Linked DNA regions of Homo sapiens: regions 1, 3, 4 and 5 are each linked to region 2. Evidence: chromatin contacts called from ENCODE Hi-C or POLR2A ChIA-PET data. All regions are on one chromosome and are shown on one strand. The core of a region is the stretch at or near the end of the contact, and the rest is flanking DNA. Distances in the headings are between cores, read along the strand shown.

Region 1 (2,700 bases), core at 10-2,509, 320 kb before region 2:
CCCACGTGTTAGAATTATTATTCATGTTTTCTTCTAATACATGTATAGGTGGATTTTTTATATTTAGATCTCAGATCCATTTAGAATTTATCTCTATTGTGATGTGTGGTGGGAAATACAAATCCAGTTTTACCTTTGCCAAACGGTTATCATCCCAGCACAACTTCTAAGTTCTTCATTTCCCTGTTGATATGTGGTGTCACCTTCATCATTTACTCAATATCCTTACATACCTGGATCCATTTCTGGTCTATTCTTTCTCTCTGTTAATACACTAAAATTATATGGGTATGTTCCAGTATCTGATAAGGTTGACCCTCACCATTTTTCTTTTTCATGGGTTTCCTGGCTATTCTTATTTCCCCACATGAATTTTATAATCAGTTTATCTAATTCCAGAACAATATTTGTTGATATTTTTGTTGGAATACTACAGTTGCATACGTATTTAGGGAGGACTGACCTCTTTGAGTCTTTCCAAGAACCTCATATCGCTTTCTGTTTGTTTAAATGTATACTTGGCCTTTTAGGAATGTTTTAAAGCTTTCCCCATAGAAGTTTTGTTCATTTCTTGTTAAGTTTATTCCTAGTTTCACTTTTTTGCTGCTCTTGTAAATATGGTCTTCTCTTCCATTATATCTCGTAACTCGTTATCATTGATTATTCACATATATGAAGGTCGTTGATTTTAGTGTGTTAACTTTATATCTTGCTATTTTACTAAATTATCCTTTTTTTATAGTTTTTCCATTGAACCGGGTTTTCTGACATATAATCATACATCAGCACATAAAAGAGAACATCAAAAGAATCGTGGATGGCGAAAGAGCCGGCAGAAACCAGCCGGCTGGCCCTTGAGAAGTCTGTGTGGAAGAAGTCCCTTCGCCACCGCTAAGCGCGGATTTGGGAAGGTCCCCCGGAGAACATCCCTTTGAGGCATCTCTAACCTCAGAGACACAGAATCCCAAAGTGAATGGAGACGCAAGGGATTTCCCTGTCTTAAGATCAGTTCTACAAGCCTCGACCACCCATCGGGTCGGGGGAAGTGTGGACAATGGCTGGGTAAAGAAGAGGAGAAGATAAACCCGTTCCATTTACCAGCGGGCCTGAAAGCCATCAACCTTCCTCTCACGTAGACGCGCGGAAACACTACCGAGTTGAAAGCCCCTTTCGCTCCCTTCCTAGAGCGGCCGCGGAAGTGCGCCCCGCGCGGGCTGGTTCTTAGACCCCCCGTGGCCGCTTCCGGCCTTTGTGGGTCACTTTTGATGGGTTCCGGGTCCCAAAAGGGTTCGAGGCCTCTTGCCTTCGCTCCGTAGGAGGGAGTTCTCTTCTGGCCCTGGGGGCCGCAGGTGAGCGATGTTGTGCTCTGTACGCTGCGAGCAGGTGGGCGGGAGATTGCTGTATTCCAGCTGCTGGGCCCCTCAGGCCCTGGCCGGTGCAGAGTGGACCCCGGTCCTCCCAAACCCAGGCGGATCCGCGGGAAGCTCTCCCTCCCCAAAGTGCGTTGGGACATTAGGATGAGGGTTTGGCTCCCAGTCTCTGCAGCAATTCCAGGCTGTAAGGCCCATACCTTCCGCGTTTGCTTCGGGCTGTGTATCCTTGGGTTCAGCGCTTACCGACATTTCTGGACAGTGGTGGGTCACAGACGCTCGCCGGCGTCCTAGGGACCCTTTCCTGGGCCTTCCTCACTTCAGATTATAATCACAGACCACGAGGTTAGAGGGAAGCCTTAAAGAGTAACCTCTTCAGCCTTCTCACTTTATAAATGAAGAATGAGGAGCAGAAAGATTAAGTCCCTGAAGAAATAAATTTACATGACTGTAGCTTTTGTGATTTCATGGTTTCCACCAGACATCTGGACATTCAAAAGATAAAAGTAACTAATCAAGGATGTCCTAACCTTTTGTTATTATTATTTACTTGATCTAAATGTTAGTTTTATTCCATTTGTCTTTCATTTAGGACCAAATGAGAATAAGTTTACCAACAAGTCTTACTCTTAAGTCCTGAAACAACTTGGCACCTTTCCTCAGTCTTTCTCTTTAAATTAGTCTAATCTTTTTTTTTTTTTTTGAGACGGAGTCTCGCTCTGTCGCCCAGGCTGGAGTGCAGTGGCGCGATCTCGGCTCACTGCAAGCTCCGCCTCCCGGGTTCACGCCATTCCCCTGCCTCAGCCTCCTGAGTAGCTGGGACTACAGGCGCCCGCCGTCACGCCCGGCTAATTTTTTTTTTTTTTTTTTTTTTGTATTTTTAGTAGAGACGGGGTTTCACCATGTTAGCCAGGATGGTCTCGATCTCCTGACCTCGTGATCCGCCCGACTCGGCCTCCCAAAGTGCTGGGATTACAGGCGTGAGCCACTGTGCCCGGCCTAAATCGGTCTAATCTTAAGTCTTTTCTATCAGAGTATTTTTCTGAGTAAGTATTGTACATTAATCCGGAGGTCAGATTTCAAAGGTCATAGTTAAGTTCTCAGAATTTGCAGTTTTACTTTATGGTGGAGTTTGTATTAATAATGATGGCTTATTCTTCAGGACTGTCCAGGAATACAGTTTCCAGGTGAGATCTTACTTGAAACACCGGTAGTTCTAGCACAGCTAAAATGGCATCTACTTGGGCTATCCAGGCCCACATGGACCAGGATGAACCTTTGGAAGTAAAGATAGAGGAAGAGAAATATACCACCAGACAGGATTGGGACC
Region 2 (2,700 bases), core at 23-2,522:
AATAAATATTGATTGAGCATCTAGTGCCTTATAATATTGTGTTAGGAGGACTTACAAAAATGGGTAAGCAGATGTGTGAAGAAACGCTAGGAGAACAGAGAGGAACGAGTAATTAATTATGATGAGAAAGTTGGAGGTTAAAGAGCAGGGCTCCTGATGGATGAACATGTCTTGGTGGGCATGTTGCGGGAGGGGAAGACGGGTGAGAGTTTTGTTGGTGGAGAGGGAGACAGTCAGGGGAAATCCGGTAGAGACCACAAAGCAGAACAGAGACTTCAAGGGGCATGCTGGTAAAGGCTCCCATAGTACCTTGTGTTTCTCAAGGGCAGGGGGTCAGTGTTGGTTTAACTGCATCCTCGGCACACAGGAAATACTATTTACCGTGTCAATAAATTTCAGGACAAGCGGGGTTGTCCCCAAGTGTCCTACAAAACGGCGGTTACTCTTCCCAAGGGAAGCAGGGGATTGGGGATGGTCCTCGCAGCAGTTTCTTTTCGCAGACAATGGCAGATCTGAGACATGTGGCACCCCTCCCCGTTCCACCTGGCTGGAATGGGCAACTCCTCTTACCAGTGACCCCAAATTCAGGATCAGTAGGACAGCCCCCACCCCACGCCACCAAGCCCTCAGCGCTCCACTATGACGTCACGCGCGGCGGCGGTAACTATGGAGACCGCCAAACCCTCACTAAATGCGTAAGCGCGCCTGCGTTCCCAACGCCGAAGCTGGTTCTACCTTTCTCCGGGATTCCTCTGAGGGCCAAGGTCTGGTCACCCAGAGGCTGCTAATTTCAAAGGCAATATGAGAGGGACTGGATGTTTGGAGGGGGACACGGGGCTGGACATCTGGATCCCCAAACCCGGACTCACCTCTCGGACAGGGCTGATTCCGATCGGACACTTCCGGTGGAAGGACTGAGCGGCGCTACACTTCAAGAATTCCGTCCACAGGGACTTGTGAGTCTGCGCAGAAGGCGGGATGCCTTTGGACTACAATTCCAAGAATCCTTCCTGGGTCTCTTCGGGCGCAGACTTTTCGCCAAAGTCCTGAAGATCTCAGGGCTTGAAGGAGGGGGCATCTTTTTTCTCCATTGTAGTAGTGTGTCTTGCTAAATAACAGAAGGGACTCCTGAAAAGAAAATGACGTTGGCCGGGCGCGGTGGCTCACGCCTGCAGTCCCAGCACTTTGGGAGGCCGAGACGGGCGGATCACGAGGTCAGGAGATCGAGACTATCCTGGTTTACGCGGTGACACCCTGTGTCTACTAAAAATACAAAAAAAAAAAAAAAAAAAAAAATTGCCGGGCGTGGTGGCACGCGCCTGTAGTTCCAGGTGCTCGGGAGGCTGAGGCAGGAGAATCGCTTGAACCCGGGAGGCGGAGCTTGCAGTGAGCCGAGACCGCGCCACTGCACTCCAGCTTGGGTGACAGAGTGAGACTCAGTCTCAGAAAAAGAAGAAGAAGAAAAAGATACACACTCGAGCACACATTTTCTCAGCAAAGCAATTTACTTCTATAGAAGGGTGCGTCTCACGGATGGAGCAATGGCGAGAGCACACCTGAACAAGGGAGGGGAAGGGGTTCTTATCCCTGACGCAGGTAGTCCCTAGTGCTGTGTCGTTCCCCTACTGGCTAGGGTTGGACCGCACAGTCTAAGTTAATTCCGATTGGCTATTTTAAAGAGAGCAGGGGTATGAGCCGGAGTGGTAGGGTGAGCAGTTTCAGTGGGAAGGACGGTTACGGAACAGGTGACTAAAGGTGACTCAGGTCAGAGCAGGTGACCAGGGGTGACTCAGGACGGAGCAGGTCACCAGGGGAACAGATGTGAACTACTGATTAGAACTGGTGGAAAAGGTTGTTTACTGAAACTAGAGGCAAGGAGACGAGGAAAATGAGGAAGTTAAAGTTTAAAATGGAGAACAAAGAATTGAACATACTGACATACTGATTCTTTGAAGAGAAATTTAGAACTCACTGTATTTAACAAGGAGTTCAAGGCCAGCCTGGCCAACATGGTGAAACCCCGTCTGTACTAAAAATATAAAAATTAGCTGGGTGTGGTGGTGGGCGCCTGTAGTCCCAGCTACTTGGGAGGCTAAGACAGAAGAATCGCTTGAACCCAGGAGGTGAAGGTTGCAGTGAGCTGAGATCACGCCACTGCACTCCAGCCTGGGCGACAGAGCAAGGATCCATCTCAAAAAAAAAAAAAAAAGTTTATTCGGGAATAGGAAATTGCAATAAGAATAGACGTGCCAGAGTAAACTATGTTTCTATTCAGGGAGGTAAAGGAAGACAAAGGTTTTTAAAGGAAGAATGGGGAGGATTATTTAATTGTTTTGAAATCATTATTCTTGACTACAAAGATCGGTAACGAGGATGACACCAGTCTGAGGTTAGACAAACAGTTGCTGGGCGGATGTCCTTGCAGAGGTATTTTTGGTGTAAGATGGGTTTTGCAGTCATATGTGATAGTTTTCTTATGAGGCATACAAGCCTGAGAAGTGTCTCTTCATAGCCCTCCCTGGCTCTATCTGTCAGATTATTGCTTTTGTTTTTATTTTTTAACACTAGTGGGCCGGGCGTGTTGGCTCACTTTTCTAATTCCCCGCTTTGGGAGGCAAAGGCAGGAGGATTAATTGAACTCAGGAGTTCGAGACCAGCCTGGGCAACATAGTTGGGACCTCGTCTCTACAAAAATTAAAA
Region 3 (2,700 bases), core at 200-2,699, 320 kb after region 2:
TGTTTTTTGTTATTATTAAAACAAGTAATAGGCCAGGCGCAGTGGCTCACACTTGTAATCCCAGCACTGTGGGAGGCTGAGTCAGGCAGATCACTGGAACTCAGGAGTTCGGAGGGGGAAAAAAACCAAGCCTGCGCGCTCTGAGCCCCACCCCCCATTCCCCATGGTGTCTGAGTAGGCTCCCAGGGCGAGCAGGATCCCTCCTCACAGGCGAGACTGGCTTCCTTGGAAAACCAATAGTCGGACTTGCGAGTTTTCCTCCAAGATAATTTTCTCAGGGACTTCTAAATGTGGTGCTGTACGCCTATGGTCCTAGCTACTTGGCAGGCTGAAGTCGAAGGATTGCTTGAGCCCTGGAGGTCTAAGCTGTAGTGAGCCGAGATCGCGGCCACTGCACTCCAGCTTGGGTGACAGAGCAAGACTCTGTCAAAACAAACAAACAAAACACACACACACACACAATGTAAACCAGGAATAGAAGGAAACTTCCTCAACTTGATAATGCCCAATTATGAAAAACATACAACTAATATCATTCTCAACAGCGAAAGACTGAAAATTTTTCTCCTACAATCAGGAATAATGGGTGCCCACTTTCACCATGTTATTCAGCACAGTATTGGCAAGGAAAAAGTAAAATTATCTATGTTCACAGATAACATGACTTTTTTTTGAGAGAGAGATGGGATCTCTCTTTGTCACCCAGGCTGGGATGCAGCAGAGCAATTATGCCTCACTGAAGCCTCGACTTCCCTGGTTCAAGCGATTACCCTGCCTCATCCTCCGGAGTAACTGGGACCACAGGCGCCTGCCACCATGCCCGGCTAATAAAAAAAATTTTAGAGACTAGGGTCTCGCTATGTTGCCCGTGTTGCCCAGGCTGGTCTCGAACTCCTGGGCTCAGGCGATCCTCCTACCTTGGCCTCCCAAAGTGCTGGGATTACAGGTGTGAGCCACCAAGCCTGGCCGTGACATGATTTTTATATATAGAAAACCCTGAAAATTACACACACACACTCAAACACACACACACACAAACTGTTACAGCAAATAAAGAAATTTAGCAAAATAAGGATAAACAACCACATGAGTTCCAGCAGAGAGCGCGGTGGGAAGCGGAGCGCGGCCAGCTGCTCTGGGGCCCTGCAGACCCTCTGGTCTTGGACCTGAGGAGGAGACGGGGGCCCGGCCCCGCGGCGGCCTCTGCTCTGCAGGCTCCCAGAGTCCTTGCTGTGTCTCCCACCGGCCAGGCCCAGGCCTGAGGCAGCGTCGAACCTCTCTTCACTTCCCACCTCGGTGACCTGGTGGCCCTCTGGTCTTCCAGAAAACCCTGCCGGGCCTAGACTAAGCCCCCGCTGGCCGCCAGGACGCAGCGCCTTTGTGTGGCGGCGGGTGTCGGGGGCGGGAAGAATCGCGCGGAAGCTGCCGGGGTGTGCAGGGACCGGGAAGGCGGAGCTAGGGATGCAGGTTCGGTCGCCTCTTTAGGCCACTGCGCCACGCAGATTGGGTCCAGAAGGTGCCGTTAAGTTTCTTCCCAGAAACTGTCAAGGTGCTGGTATGTTTCTTGCCCTTGCACTTTTAGTGTACTAAAATCAACGGCCAAACTCTACTCTTTATAGCAATCAAAGTATTCACCCATGCGCCCAATTTCTTTGCAAATGCCAAGCAAGAAAACCTCAGGTAGATGGAGGGAGCAGATAATTTGACTTTTTTTTTCTTTAATTTCACTATAGTGTCCTCCTCCACACATACAAGGATGAAGTTTTGTTTTTTAAGATGAAACAAATTTGTCATTAATGAAAGGATTGTCAAAATCTTCCCAAAGGTCCTCAGCTTCTGAATCACCTGGAAGCTTCTAAAAATTAAGACTTGTGGGCCATACCAGAGACCCTCTGCACTAGAAGGGGGTATGGCAAGGAATCTTAGGAATAGTCCACCTGGAGAATCACTAGCGTAAGTTCTGGGCCTCACATTCCCTCAGAAGAGTCCCATGAACCTGTGGTCAGCAGCTTAGGGCTGGTCTTCTTTACTGATCTGAGGGACAATGGGAAGCTTAGGACTCCCTGCATGGCATCTCTCCCGCCCAGGGGAGAACAGCTCAACAAATTTCCTCATTAACTACAAAGTTAAATGGAAGCATATGCTATGAAAATGCCACAAAAAGCTGTTGCTAGATGAAAATGTCTAAATTTGCTTTAAATTATCATGGGGGCTTGGCAGAGGGAGGAGAGACTAATTGTTGAAGTAGGATCATGGAAATAAGGAGGTCCATAATATTCTCTATAATCTTTTTTTGTCATAAACAGGGGTTTATAAAACTACCTAGTATAGCATGGTGGTCAAGAACACCAGTTCTGGAGACAAACACACCTGGTGGTGTCCTTTCCTAGCTAGCATAACCTCAGCACATTGTTCAAGCCTTAACTTGCTCAAATGTAAACCCGAAATGACAGGGATAGATCTTGACTCAGGAGGCTTGACAAGGCTAAAAGTAATACTAAAAATAAAAGCAGTAACTACTTCTGTAAGTTGAGCACTGTCTGAAACACTTCAGGGAGTTTTTCTTAATTGAGTTTATGATAATTCTATGAGGTACACACTGTATCCATATCCATTTTACCAGCACAGACAGAGTCATGAAGAAGCCAAATAGCTTGCCTGAAACCCTACATATGATGAGAAAGTGGCAGAGGAAGGAAT
Region 4 (2,700 bases), core at 169-2,668, 360 kb before region 2:
AGGATGTGGGCGGGGCTGAATAAGGGAATAAAAGCTGGCTACCACCCCCGCCCCAGTCAGCAGTGACAACCTGCTAGCATTGATTTTTGTGCTGTGGGATCTTTGTTCTTTCCCTTTTCACAATAAAACCTTACCACTTTTCAGTTTTTGGGTCTGCACTACTTTTAAGCATTGTAATGCTCACTACGATGGTCTGCAGCTTCAGTCCTTAAGTCAGCGAGACCACGAACCCACCAGAAGGAAGAAGCAACTGCAGGCACGCCACCCTTAGGAGTTGTAACACTCACTGCAAAGGTTTACGACCTCACTCCTGAAGTCAAGTGAGACCACGAACCCACCGGAAGGAAGAAACTCTGGACGCATCTGAACAGCAGAAGGAACAAAGTCCAGACACACCATCTTTAAGAACTGTAATGCTCACCGTGAGTATCCGCGGCTTCATTCTTGAAGTCAGAGCAGGAACCCACTGGAAGGAGCCAATTCTGGACACAGTAGACTGGCAGGAACCAATGCCAGACACAGTAGCAATGAGGTTATTCATTGCCCGAAATCCAGATCTTGGTTTCTATATACCATTTTTCACTGATGTACTGTAGCTTCATGAAGCAATGGTGATTCTAGGTTTAGGGTAGGAATAGTATAAAATGGGACTGAAATATCTTTTGTGAGAAAGTGAAGTGCACAAAAACTGTTGGGAACTTATCAAAGGACATAGAAACCTGTTTGTGGCCGGGTGCGGTGGCTCACTTCTGTAATCCCAGCCCTTTCGGAGGCCGAGGGAGCGGATCACTTGAGGGACAGGAGTTCAAGACCAGCCTCACTAAGGCATAGTGGTGTGTTCTTGTAATCCCAGATACTCAGGAGGCCGAGACAGGAGGATCACTTGAACCCGGAATGCGGAGGTTGCAGTGAGCTGAGATCGCATCCACTGCACTCCAGCCTGGAGACTTTGTCAAAAAAAGAAAAGAGAGGGAGCAGTGTGAAAGGGCTCCAACTGACCAAATTTTAAATAATTTGAGCATCAACATAATAATAACAGTAATTATTTGTAAAGGAATCCATGAGTTCATCGTGATAAAATGAGACGGCAGGGAAAAGAAAGGGTATTCTTTGCAGGAAATGGCAACTAATAAATGTAGAAATGTGCTTCAGTTTCCTCACCTGTTAAATGGAGATAATTGTACCTAACTCACAGGGTTGTTATGCGGGGTAATGAATTAATACGTGTTAAAACACTATGTTGGCCGTTATTATATTGCCGCGTGGAAGACAATGTGTCACCTAGTATCTCACTTAAGACTACAGACGGGATTCAGAGTGACGACCACAGAGGTGTGGAAACCTCCGGCCTTCCTAGAAGGAACACAGCCGGAACCGCTGTTTCGCGGAGAGCGGGCCGCGGTGACGCATTTCCGGCCTTTGTAGTTTATCATTCTTTGGGCTGCGGTTGTCAAGGATTCAGAGCAGATGTGATCTGCGCTAGGTGGCATCTCCTCTCACGGATGCCTCGGTGAGCTTCGGAGTCGGGCTACCGCTGAGGGGCTTCGGAAGGGCCAGTCTGTGCACTGCGACCTGGACTGGGTGTGGGGATTTGGCGGCAGGGTCTTCTTGGCCAGAGATGGGCCGGGCAGGTGAAGGGCAGAGGAGGTTGCTCCGCAGCCTGGAAGGGCTTTGTTAACCAAAAGTCAGCGTCGTTGCCCCTACCCCTTTCCCCCACCCTATGTCTGTTCCTGAGCTCTTCAACCTCTCTGCCCTGTACTGATGGCACTCTGAACTCTCCGTATCTGCATCTTAGGATTCAAATAGATTCGGATATGAAGAAATGTTTGTATTTTCCGATGTCTTATTCTCTACTGTGGACTTATTTTAAAGAATGAGCAGGGATAGTTTTAAACTATGCCACAGCCTTTCTTAGTCTAACTCACATAGTATAAAGGCTCTTGCTGCTATCGAATTTTTTAAAAGAATAAATAGCATCTACTATGTGCCAGCCCAGCACTGTTCTAAGCACTTTACAAATATTATCTGCTTCTCATAACTCTATGAGATAGACACTATTATTATGTAGACTACACCCCACCTCTCTGTCCCGCCCCTTTTTAAAATTAACATACAAGAAGAAAATGAAGTTAGTAACTTGCCCAAGGTCGTAGAGCGAGTAAGGGGTGTAGGCAGGATTCAAATACAGGCAATTTGGCTCCAGACTCCATTTTCTTAAAACCTTTGCTATGCTAACTCCACTCTGTTCCTATATTAGCTTTACAGCTATAACCCGGGAAGTTACTTCGCTCATTTGAATCCCGTCCTTCTTTTGTACCTCAGTAGTCCTGGGCTTCTAGTTAGGATTTGATTGGAGAGAATATATCTGAAGACGTATATCTTTCAGTGTTTCTGCAAACCTGATGAAACAGCCGTTTTATTGGTTTGTGTGCATGTTTTCACCCACTCATCTTGTTCTTTGAGCAATAGAAAAAGATTACAGTCTTGGCCCTAAGGGAAAGTAGCAACTATTAATTAAACTACCATTGTACCAAAATTGTACATTATCTTATTAAAAGATTAATTTGCATGTTTATATGCCAGGTTTTGTGCAAAAACACTTTGTATGCATTATCTCATTTAATATTCTCAACAAGTTGGCAAGGCAGTTGTTGACCTCATTTCATATATGAGCTTGAGGCTTAGAAAAATCAACTAACT
Region 5 (2,700 bases), core at 105-2,604, 510 kb before region 2:
AACAAACCAAAAAAGCCCAGTAACTTGGTGAATTGTAGTCTAGTATGATTTAAGTTTTGCAAATTATAATGAGTTATAATTGTGACTCAGTTATATTTGTACATAATAATATTGTACTCAATTTTGTATGTACATTTTAAAAATAGGTTGGAGGTACATACAACAAACTCGGCATCAATTTTTCTGAGGAATGGAACTGAGGATGAAGAAACTTCACTTCTTGCCACGTTGACTTTTTAAATATTTGACTTTTTTTATAAGTGTCTATCACTGTTGTAGTAATTAACAAATGCAAATCTACAAAACAAAACAAACAAAACAGTAAGGCTCGTCAGTAAAGGACTTAGAAGTCATGCTTACTCCATGTTAACTGCCTACTGTGCTCAGCATGGCAGAGATCACTGCCTTGCAGAATGAGAAAAAGGTAGTAGAATCCCTGATTGCAAAGGATAGTTAGGGGGGGAAACAAAAGATAAGTTCAGCACGTTAAAAGTGACTGGGAAAATGATCTTTTCAGGGTTGGATGACACAGGCACACAGACAAAAATTTTATACAGAATTTTACTCAAGACCATTCACGGACTCTAAGCGTAAGATTTCTTTTTTATTTAGAGATTTCTAAAAGAGATGTTCTGATTATTCAAAGACTCTCTACTCAGAAATGCCAAAATGTGAGAAATCAACATGAGGACCACAGCAGAAGGAAACAGAGAATGGAGAAGGGAACCAGGCAGCAATTCAACAAATATTCCTTGGGCATCTCTGCGCTACCAGAGGTATGGAGGAACCCAGTGACTGCTTGAAAAGAATGTTCTGGTTACTCCACTCCAGTGATTCGCTAGGCGCTGATCAGCCGTCCAGATTTTGTTAGATTTCTGGGACCAGTTTCCCACAGTTGTTTAGTCACGGCTCTGTGCTCCGTGACTAAACAACTGAGGCTCATTCTCGGTGGTCTTGGTTTTCTAATCCGTAAAATGGAAACAATGGACTAACTCTTACATTTCTTTTTAAGTCTGATTTAGGGTGAAAGGGAAAGGTGAAAGTGGCCCGAAATTAACGAGGAAAGGCGGGGGACGATCCTACAGATTCGCTGACGTGGTAGTCCTTAGGGATGCTCCTCTCCATTTTGTTTCAGGTCGCTGCGGTGAGCACCACGGGTCTGAGTGCCAGCGATGGTTTATCACGGTGACAGGAAAACACAGACCAGCAGCATCTACTCCAGCACTACTCACACTGTGGAACTCTTTTCACCGTGATGCCAGATAACTAGGTAATTCCGGAGTTAATTCTCCGTCGTTTCCAGAGTACTTGCCTCCCCAGAATTACTGGTACCGTAGGTGTTTGCACAACCAGTGAGAAGACGGCACCACCTGGAATCCTAGAGCGGACCGGAAGTGAGCGTGGCTCACCGGGCCCGGCCGGAACCTACGGGCACAGCTGCGGGTGTGTCTGCGGAACCTCCACCTGAGCTGTAGAGTGTTTCCCTCGACCCACTAGTCTGGGTTCCACAGGGTCTGAGCTCCTCAGAGGTGGGAGCTGCGGCCGAGGGAAGGGTGCATGTGCGCGGCGACAATCGGGCCTCTTCCCCAGGCAGCTTGTGAGCCCCTCTCCCTCTCCGCCCTCGCCCAGGCTGCTCCGATCTTCGTTTCCTTGCCTAGGCTCATACACCCAGGCTTTATTTAGGGCCAAAGTATCCGTCATAACCTCGGTTTTCTGTCTCGCAAGTATCTTGCCGCTCAATTTGTGACCCTGAAGCTTTAGTGAGTCGCTCTGTGCTCACTATTTCTGGTCTTTTCAGAGGATGGCTTCACTTTCAATGGAATTGCCCGAGTAACTGCCCTGTGTTGTCACGTAAACAAGTCCTTTTAAACTGAGTCTGTAGTTGTCCTGTGTTGAGTGTTTTCTTATATCAAAAACTTTCCTGACCAAGAACAAAAAAGGAGCTCAAGTAAAATCACCCATTTGCCTAGACCCCAACTGGAGAGAACCTTTGCCTGAGCTGTCTAAGCTCGGGATGGAAGCAGTCTCTAGGGTCTTCCCAGCCTTGGCTGGCCAGGCTCCAGAAGAACAAGGGGAGATTATCAAAGTAAAGGTTAAAGAAGAAGACCACACTTGGGATCAGGAATCAGCCCTACGTAGGAATTTGTCTTATACCAGGGAACTCTCTCGTCAGCGCTTCAGGCAGTTCTGCTATCAGGAGACACCTGGGCCCAGGGAGGCTCTGAGTCAACTGCGGGAACTTTGCCGTCAGTGGCTGAACCCAGAGATACATACCAAGGAGCAGATCCTGGAATTGTTGGTGCTGGAGCAGTTCCTGACCATCCTGCCTGAGGAGCTCCAGTCTTGGGTGCGGGAGCATAATCCTGAGAGTGGAGAAGAGGTGGTGACTTTGCTGGAAGATTTGGAGAGGGAGCTTGATGAACCTAGACAGCAGGTGAGAAATTGGAGGTGCCATCTTCTGTGGAGAATTTGGGTGCATGGATCCAGAATGGAGTAATGGGAGTAATTTCGCGCTGGTGGTTGGAAACCCTGGTTTGGGGCATTATTTCTTATTTGATCACTGGTGTAGATGAATAGATGCGTGCATATGAGATAACAGTTTTTGTGTATGATACAAATAATTAAATGATTTAACCAAATGGAAAAGCTTGATCTATTTTTTACCAGTAGAAAATATATTTTATGTAGTGACTATGAGAT

What was found. Hi-C counts contacts between places; a loop is a spot of excess contacts on that map. ChIA-PET counts read pairs that join two places held with the same protein, here RNA polymerase II (POLR2A). Pooled maps may share reads with other maps.
Region 1: a loop to region 2 is called in a map of CD8-positive, alpha-beta T cell, with 14 times the contacts of the local background. The contact joins the promoter of ZSCAN12 here to the promoter of ZNF165 in region 2. A Hi-C loop is called at or near these places in 4 of 168 maps with a recorded cell type or tissue (B cell, CD8-positive, alpha-beta T cell, endothelial cell of umbilical vein and 1 more), 7 of 37 single-sample maps with no recorded cell type and 14 of 50 pooled maps. POLR2A ChIA-PET finds 5 or more read pairs at or near these places in 5 of 52 experiments (H1, HEK293T, WTC11 and 1 more).
Region 3: a map of CD8-positive, alpha-beta T cell shows a loop between it and region 2 (2.2-fold over the local background). The contact joins the enhancer-like site here to the promoter of ZNF165 in region 2. A Hi-C loop is called at or near these places in 3 of 168 maps with a recorded cell type or tissue (B cell, CD8-positive, alpha-beta T cell and naive thymus-derived CD4-positive, alpha-beta T cell) and 15 of 50 pooled maps.
Region 4: a map of psoas muscle shows a loop between it and region 2 (12-fold over the local background). The contact joins the promoter of ZSCAN23 here to the promoter of ZNF165 in region 2. A Hi-C loop is called at or near these places in 3 of 168 maps with a recorded cell type or tissue (naive thymus-derived CD4-positive, alpha-beta T cell and psoas muscle), 2 of 37 single-sample maps with no recorded cell type and 16 of 50 pooled maps.
Region 5: a loop to region 2 is called in a pooled map, with 8 times the contacts of the local background. The contact joins the promoter of ZBED9-AS1 here to the promoter of ZNF165 in region 2. A Hi-C loop is called at or near these places in 1 of 37 single-sample maps with no recorded cell type and 8 of 50 pooled maps. POLR2A ChIA-PET finds 5 or more read pairs at or near these places in 1 of 52 experiments (MCF 10A).

The regions. Positions count from the first base shown.
Region 1 is chr6:28,398,306-28,401,005 of GRCh38, reverse strand. ZSCAN12 (zinc finger and SCAN domain containing 12) reads left to right here and starts at 1,259. Exons shown (of 4, transcript NM_001163391.2): 1 at 1,259-1,349; 2 at 2,533-2,700. The coding sequence starts at 2,601. It overlaps LOC105374998 (a long non-coding RNA gene), which reads right to left and starts at 1,187. Exons shown (of 2, transcript XR_926659.2): 1 at 1,099-1,187. RefSeq lists an enhancer at 876-1,125 and a silencer at 2,137-2,206.
Region 2 is chr6:28,079,140-28,081,839 of GRCh38, reverse strand. ZNF165 (zinc finger protein 165) reads right to left here and starts at 1,272. Exons shown (of 4, transcript NM_001376491.1): 1 at 870-1,272. RefSeq lists enhancers at 827-946, 1,747-1,816.
Region 3 is chr6:27,756,125-27,758,824 of GRCh38, reverse strand. No RefSeq gene overlaps it. Among named protein-coding and RNA genes, the nearest start is that of TRV-AAC1-5, 4.0 kb to the right of the region's middle. Within about 2 kb of position 1,449, at least 5 of the 41 ENCODE cell types and tissues checked have a DNase peak (open chromatin) inside an H3K27ac peak, as active enhancers do; they include CD8-positive, alpha-beta T cell, where a contact is called at or near this core.
Region 4 is chr6:28,442,209-28,444,908 of GRCh38, reverse strand. It overlaps ZSCAN23 (zinc finger and SCAN domain containing 23), which reads left to right and starts at 1,418. Exons shown (of 4, transcript NM_001012455.2): 1 at 1,418-1,510. RefSeq lists enhancers at 1,236-1,315, 1,486-1,535, 1,109-1,619.
Region 5 is chr6:28,586,032-28,588,731 of GRCh38, reverse strand. ZBED9-AS1 (ZBED9 antisense RNA 1) reads right to left here and starts at 1,354. Exons shown (of 2, transcript NR_186619.1): 1 at 1,000-1,354. It overlaps SCAND3 (SCAN domain containing 3), which reads left to right and starts at 1,434. Exons shown (of 4, transcript NM_052923.2): 1 at 1,434-2,434. The coding sequence starts at 2,015. RefSeq lists an enhancer at 938-1,814.